Linked DNA regions of Mus musculus: all the other regions are linked to region 1. A link is a loop called in an ENCODE intact Hi-C map of the cell type or tissue named here. Cell type or tissue: left cerebral cortex. All regions are shown on one strand.

Region 1 (2,500 bases):
CCTTTTGGTGTGAACCTTAGCCTTTAATGGCTGAACCATCTCTTTAGACTGCAGCTGCTGTCTTCCATAGCTCCTTTGTAGCAGGAGTTGAAGTGTCTTTGCTCAATCCCATGTCTGACTTGGCCTTGTGACTTAACCTCCCTGAATATGTAAGCATGTCTCAGTTCCAAGCCCGGGGTTCAAGAAGTCTTGTAGCTAGCTTTTGCACTTACATCTTTGGCAATGGAAAGAAGCCTGAGAGAGACCCAGGCTGTTGAATGGGGCACATGTGATCCAGTCACGGTTTCACCTTAGGTGACAGCCAAGCACCAGCCGTGTCCTGCCAGTTCACCACGTGACACATCAGCAAGCTGTAGCAGAGGCAGGCTGGAAGGCTCACCAGCTGGCCCGCAGACTCTGGAGCAAATAAATGTTTATTGTTTGAAGCTACAGTTTAAGCCAAGGGGCGGTGGCCTGATTGTGTGGCAATACAAAACTGATACAGCAGGAAAGCACACGAAAGAGAAGGAAGGTGTGAAGTTGGAGGTATTCCCACCAGGCATAAATGGAATAAAGAGGGACTCAGAGGGAAGGCAAGGAGAGCCTGCCTGAGTTCAGTGTGGAGTGGCCAGAGAAGAGAAATTCCAGATAGAGAGGAGGCTGAGAGCAATGAGCACCTGTTAACAGGGGAAGAGGGGCCTCAGCTAGCGGGGTGGCTGCATCCTGCCAGACTGAAGTACAAAAAAGAACTGAGAGAGCCCCCTACGGATCCCCTGGGGTCCTGAGTGCCATAGGAGAGGTCCAGACATGCCAGTGGGCAACTGCAGGCTCTGGACTGGGATGGGCATGTTAATAGTCTACATTTTAGTGACTGCGCGTGAGAAAGGCAGAGAAATGTGTAGGGGCCACAAGGGACAAGCACACTCAAAACCAGCAAGAAAATAGAAGGTGGCCAGAAGGTGGGGACCTTTAAATTGCACTGGTATTGTAAGTACAACGATGGTTAAACATGACTGTTAAATGTCACCATCCCAGAGCACAAGCATGGAGTCCAGGCTACTCCAGAGGATGCGGACGAAGGATTGCTTGAGAACACGATTTCAAGACCCCTAGGCAACATAGCAAGACTACCTGCATTTAAAAATAAACAAACAAACAAACAAACAAACAAACAAATAAATAACATCAAACTGTAGGTAACGGGTGGCACTGTGTCGGGAAGATTTCAGGGATTCATTGAAAATGGAAGGAGGAGCCCTGAAGGATGGCCCAACACTTAGGAGGCAGAAGCAGGTAGATCTCTGAGTTTGGGGCCATTTGGTGTTCTAGGACAGCCAGAGCTAAACACAGAAAGCCTGTCTTTATGAAGACCCCTTTCCTTTGTCCTTGGCGTTTCTCAGAACTTACTGGACACTTTCACTCCCTTCCCCAAGCTGTTGCAGTTTCTCCAAAAGCTTCAGGTTCCCCTGGCTCTGGCGCACAGCTCTCAGGCGTGCAGGGATTGCAAGGCCACGCTCTGCCTCCAGAGGGCGCTGCGCCGCCGCCTGGGGGAGCGACTGACCAGGGATATTGCAAGTGTGTTTGTATGTGTTCTTTAAATACGGCGCCTGCATCCCGGGCCCCTTCCCGATTACGTTTCTTATCCTGCTCGCATCTGTCTAGTGGAGAATTTAGCCGAGCCTGAGATGAGGCTAACTTCAGCGCAGGTGGGACGAGCAGGGTTTATGCAACAATGCAGAGCGGTTCCAGAACGCCCCCGGCTAGGGTGTCCCAGACCGAGTAGTACCAACAACCATAGGGAGGACCCTGTGGGGATCGCGACCCCAGAGCCTCACGGCTCGAAAGTCATAGAGACCTCAAGACCCAATGGCCTCTGGAAGCTCTCTGGAGATACCTTGGGAGTTTCCAATTGATAACTTGTTTCAGTTCTTAAAATAAAAACAAAGCCGGGCGTGGTGACGCTTGCCTTTAAACTCCGGAGGCAGAAGCAGGTAGATCGCGGAGTTTCAGGCCAGCCTGGTCTACGCAGCGAATTCCAACACAGCCAGGGCTACACAGAGAACCCCTGTCTCAGGTGCTCAGGCATGGGGACTGGAGGTTGGGGGTACGACCCCAAACCTAAGTAGCCCAGGGAGATGTCTCAGTCACTATTCCCCAGCAGGAAGCTGCGACACTTGGAGCCTTTGGGATTGGCAGAGTTAAAATCATATAACCCAGGATGCCGTGGACTCTTTTTTTTTTTTTCCAACCCCGACGACGATGGAATTTGGAATTGGGTAGAGGGGGCTGGGAAGGCAAGAAGCTGTGATCGGGATGCATCCTTAGGGTGGGGGTCTGGAGAAGTCGGTGTTCGGTCACTGGGTGAATAATAAAAGATGCAGCCCTGCCTGTGAGCAGTTTGTGTGATGTGTTCCGGAAAGATCTAAGTGTGGCAGAGGGTGAGAGCTGAGAGTTAGCAGGCTAACCCGTGTGTAAGAGTGCCTTCTGCGCGTTCAGCAATCCCTTAATTACCTAGGGAGAC
Region 2 (2,500 bases), 290 kb after region 1:
CCATCATGCAGCGGGGAACCGCTGCTGTCCATACGTCACTTCCGGGCGCAGGTGGCTAGGTCGGGGCCGGGCGCTGGTGGGTGCCGGGGTGGGGGAGGACACTCCAGGGGAATTAGTGTCACAGACTTCTTACTTCTGCGCAGGCGCCGTCGTGTGGAACGACGTTCGCCATTTTGGTTGCGGGCAAACGGTCTTTTTTCCGTACTCACTGAAGTGTGGGCTGGGGACGTCCTCCCTCCCCTCCCGACCCTCTGAGGCAGCGCTCCGGGCCACAGACCTGAGCTTCTCTCCGCCCAGTACTTTCCCGATGAGCCGGGGAGAGGGTTAAGTTCCGCCTTGGAATAAAACTGCAGACGTATGGAAATACGGAACCAGATCTCTGCTGAAAAACCGGCTGGACAACATTCAGCAGCTTGTCCTTTTTGCCCGGAATAAAAGACTTTCATTCCCTTCCCTTTTTATGTAAGCCAACAAAAGAGGAAGCTGTTATTTAACAAACGAGAAGTGATTGTCCTACTTAAGACGAGAAGTCAGCAGGCAAACTAACAAATGGTCTTCTACAAAAATCAGTCCAGAATTGTGTTGGTGTTTGGAGAAGATGATCATTTTCATACATCTTTCCAATCAACTTGTGCATTTGAGCGATTCTATACAATAGAGGTCATAAGAGGTTTTTGTTTCCATCGGTTCCTGAGCAATTGGTCTTTTTTTAATAACATCTCCCCGTCCTTTATTATGACTCTGTTAGAAACCATTCCACTGTAAAACTCAGACAAAGCTGCAGGATTTTTATTCCTGTCTCAGACGGTGAACCCTGGACTCTACCCTACAAACCCTGAGCCCTGCCGGGTTCTCTTTCTGCCCACGCTGAATTATTTAAAATAGTTCCCAAACCGCAAAGCTCAGCAGTAACCGAAAGGAACAAGGACTGAAAACACCCGTCATCTCAGAGAACTGTCTAGCCCTTTGACTGGAGGAATTACACACGTTGAAAAAGATAAGGACAATAGCAATTCATCATGGTTTATCCTGCCTCTGCAATGTTCTAGACAAATTAACTTGAAGAACTAAAATAGACCCTCATTTGTCTCCTCACAATTCAGTCATTGCAAGATAACAGAGACTGCATTGCTGCTTTGTGGTTATGCTGAATATTTTTGTTATTGGCCAGTCACTGAAGTGAGAAAAATCTATATGGCTTGTCAAATTTATTCCTTTTGTATTTCGCCCCCTGCTGGTGTAGCTCGTGTGCAAATTAAAAAAAAAAAGTATGTCACTGTAAAACATGTTTATTGTCTGAGAATGAAAGTAAAAAAAAATGCGTGTAAAACTGAAAATTAATTTATTTCAGACAAACATATGTTTGTTTTCACTTGATAAATCTACCAAATAAGTACTGACTAAGATCCGAAGGAAACGTTTGAATGATGATTTTCAAATAATTTAAACCAATCAAAAATGTTTAATATAGTGATTCTAAACATTAAAAGGAAACCGTGCAGTTTGGGAAAGTATCTTCCCGATTTCACAAATTATATGATTACCAAATGATTATCTTTGTTAGGTAAGTGAAGAGGCTAACTCTGTTTACTTAATTTTTTTTTTTTTAAATCCATGGAAGCTGAGTAGCTATTTGTTCAAATGACTTGGGAGCACAATCAACCTACCTGTAATTGGATACTCTTACATGTGATTATGACATTTGGCATCAAGAAAAGAAAAACGCCTGACCACTTCTAATTTTTTCTCCTATTCAGCCTTGTTAAACAACTGAAATCATAATAAATAGTAAAGTTTATACTTATATTACCCCTTTTAGTCAAATGTTACATTGTAGTGCTATTGTTTACCTCTTAGACACTCAAATTTCTTTGACCTCTAAAAGCTCTTCCAGGGGGGAGGCTCTGTGAATCATACCTTAAGTAGAGAAACCTGCATCACACACAACACAGAGGGAAAACCCCTGGTTTTCTACTTTTATTTTGAACCAGGTTCTCCTATAACCCAGGCTAGTTCTCAGCCTGTAAACTAAAGAGGATCTTGAACTGATCCCCTATCTCTACCACCCAAGTGCTGTGATTACAGGTATGTGTCACCATGTCCACTATTTTTAAATTTAATGAAGTAGATGAACTACCTCTACAATAAAGACTTTAGGAGCCCAAAGAAAGCAATAGGAGAAGACACTGGAAGATAGAAGCTCAATGCTTATTCACTGGAAGAATGAAGGAGTTTCACCCTGTTGCTGTACCTCAGGGACTTTCCAAGTTTTCTTTAGTGTCTGAAATCCAATCCCTGTCCCTTCCACTCTAAGGCTGCTCTCATGGCTGTCCCTTCTCTAAGTATTCACTAACAACAGAGCCCCCAGAAGACTGCTGGTGAAGTTCCCTGCTCTCTCTGGATGGATACTCTAACCATACCAATTCTCTTCCCTCTCAGAGCTCATAGTGAGCCTCACACTTCTGCACTTAAGCCTGGGATGCCAGCATTCCAGCATTTT
Region 3 (2,500 bases), 460 kb after region 1:
CAAAGAAAATGGCTTTCTTCCTAGTGATCTGGTCTTTAAGAAGGCAAGGGAATATTAAAGTAAAACCCTTTCCAATATCTGGTGGTTGCAAGGACCTGTAATTTAACCACCAGTGTTAACAGGGCAGGCTGTCTGGGGAAAGATACATTCAGCTCCCAAAAGAGTCCTCTGAGGGCCTACTGTGTCTGAGACAGCTGGCTCCTCATTGTGTCCTCATGGTGGGAGAGGCTAGGAGCCTCCCCTCACACTTGTCCCCCAACTCTGCAAAGTCCAAAGTCTCTCACCACAGGAAATCCCATAGAGTAAGCGGTGAGGAAGAGAAGGCTGGGACTTTCTTATGAACAATTAGACTTCCTATACCCAGACAGACACTGCCAATGGAAACACTATTGGCCCAAACTGCCGTTAACCGCCTGATCTGGTGGGCATCATGAACAGCTTCATTTTAAACAGACATAAGCCCCAGCAGTGACAAGGAGGCCTGAGGGTGTCAATCACTTTATCTGCTCACTGACAGTGCCTGCAGGTGTGGAGAATGCTCCAGATGTAAGCAGGAAACTGCTTTGGAATCCATCAGCCCCAGCACTGAGCTCTCAAGGTTGGAAGAGGTGCTCAGAATTGAACTGGGGACAATGAGGTCCTGTGCTCCCCTGGAAGGGCAAGGCCTAGCATAAGAAGGCCTGAGGTCAGATTGTGCTGGCAGCTCTGACCCGGTGGGGACAGAAGACTCAGCTGTGCTCATAGAGGGATTCGCCTTTTTCTTTTCTTTCTCCTGCACCTCCTAAGGAAGAAAGTGTTTTTCTTCCTGCTCTTCAGGGGATGGCAGAAGTTGAAAAGGAATATATTTATAGCTGGTAGCGAACTTAGGGTCTCAGCATCAGGTCTAGTAACCTCCTTCCATGACCGCATCTGAAAAGGGTGGGGTGGGGAGCAGCAGAGGCACAAGGGAGGAGGGTGCCTTGAGCTGAGACAGTTTGCTGGGTAGTTCTCTATCATCTTGAAACAGATTAGCGTCATCCAAGAGAAGAGAACCTCAATTGAGAAATGCCTCCATAAGATCAGGTTAAAACAAGCTTGTAGGGCATGATCTTAATTAGTGATTGGTGGGGGAGGGCCCAGCCCACTGTGGGTGGGACACCCCTGAGCTGGTGGTCCTACGCTCTATAAGGAAGGGCTGAGCAAGCCATGAAGATCCAAGTCAGTAAGGGGCACCCCTTCGTGGCCTCTGCACCAGCTCCTGCCTCCAGGTTCCTGACCTGTTTTGAGTTCTGACTTCCTCTGAAATATGAACAGAAATATGGAAGGGTGGGCCAAATAAACCCTCTCCTCCCCCAGTTGCTTTGACCATGGTGTTTTATCACAGCAATAAGAAGCCTACCTACAACAGATAGGAAGTTGATTTATGTTTGTGGAATGGATTGAAGTAGCCCCCAAGTCTCTAGCAAGATTAGTACTTCTCTCAGAAAACAGAACCTCACAGGAAAAGGAAGTGTTTGACGGCTGGAAAACGCAAGGGTCTGGCGCCACCTAGTGTCTTTTCCTGCAAGGGGCTGTTCTGCCTACGATGAGAGACAAGAGTTTGGTGGGAGATGCTGAAAAGCCACAGTCCTGATATGTCTCAGACAAGGTTGTTGGTGGAGGGGAAGGAAGCAGGAGTGACTCAAACGTAATATTTAGAGTCCAAGTCTCAATAGATTGGCTCACACTAGAAAAAACAAACAAACAAACAACTTGGTGCAATTTGATGGCTCCCGTGTTTCTCATTTTCAACCCAGTTTTTTAGAGCTCTCAGAACCAGTACACGGGCTGTTTACAGATTCCTCAATCTGCTTGTCACCGACCCCCTCAAATCTTGACCGTCAGCTTCAATGATGCCAAGTTCTGGCTCAGCACCTGACTACCCTCTAACTTTAATGTTACAGCCTCTGTGTGCTGTTTCCTGTCATTAACTTATTTATCATTCAGAGAAATGGCTGCAGAGTGGCTATTAGTACCCTCCGTTCCACACATGAGAAAAACCAGTGCTGGGGAAGGGAGAAGGTATCTGACTGCCCCACATGACTACACACGCACGTGCATTTTTCAGGGGTGGGAAATACTGGTGTGTGTGTGTGTATATGTGTGTGTGTGTGTGGTGTGTCTTGGGACATATTCTCCTCAGATAAGAACTGCTGCAGGTGAACACATGTGCTGTGGAGCTCTGCAGGGTGTGAGGTGCATGCGGGTGTGGGGGAAGGATCGGTGTGAGGGTGTGAACATTGTAGAGCTCAGGGGGCACCCACTGTGCCCTTTCGTACCCCCCGCCCCCCGCACAAAGAAGTTTATCTTCTTCAAAATGGATTCCAAAACACAATACAACCTCCACACACCCCCTCACAGACCACACACACACACACACACACACACCCCACAAACCCAACCTCCACACACATCCCCGAAGACCACACACACACACACACACACACACACACACACACACACCAGTGTTTCCCACCCCTGA

The links. A loop is a pair of places that touch in the nucleus more often than their neighbours do. Peaks named below come from ENCODE experiments on the same cell type or tissue, not always from the same donor. Only the 100,000 strongest peaks of a DNase experiment are listed, where the experiment ranks them.
Region 2: a loop joins it to region 1, with 7 times the contacts of the local background. A loop is called at or near these places in 18 of 42 quality-filtered maps.
Region 3: a loop joins it to region 1, with 3 times the contacts of the local background. A loop is called at or near these places in 25 of 42 quality-filtered maps.

The regions. Positions count from the first base shown.
Region 1 is chr11:20,453,671-20,456,170 of GRCm38, forward strand. It overlaps Gm39606 (a long non-coding RNA gene), which reads left to right. Exons shown (of 2, transcript XR_872284.2): 2 at 1-2,365. Among named protein-coding and RNA genes, the nearest start is that of Gm39606, 1.8 kb to the left of the region's middle. In left cerebral cortex, a CTCF peak has its summit at 1,511 (motif pointing right); DNase peaks (open chromatin) are centred at 1,551 and 2,340; H3K4me3 peaks cover 1,014 bases.
Region 2 is chr11:20,741,581-20,744,080 of GRCm38, forward strand. It overlaps Gm46272 (predicted gene, 46272), which reads left to right. Exons shown (of 1, transcript NR_168691.1): 1 at 1-1,809. It also overlaps a transcript of Aftph not described here. Among named protein-coding and RNA genes, the nearest start is that of Aftph, 1.3 kb to the left of the region's middle. In left cerebral cortex, a CTCF peak has its summit at 1,230 (motif pointing left); DNase peaks (open chromatin) are centred at 126, 951 and 1,176; H3K4me3 peaks cover 1,518 bases; H3K27ac peaks cover 1,577 bases.
Region 3 is chr11:20,912,617-20,915,116 of GRCm38, forward strand. All of the region lies in intron 1 of Gm46273 (a long non-coding RNA gene), which reads right to left. Among named protein-coding and RNA genes, the nearest start is that of Gm32293, 3.4 kb to the right of the region's middle. In left cerebral cortex, a CTCF peak has its summit at 1,532 (motif pointing left); DNase peaks (open chromatin) are centred at 1,527 and 1,793.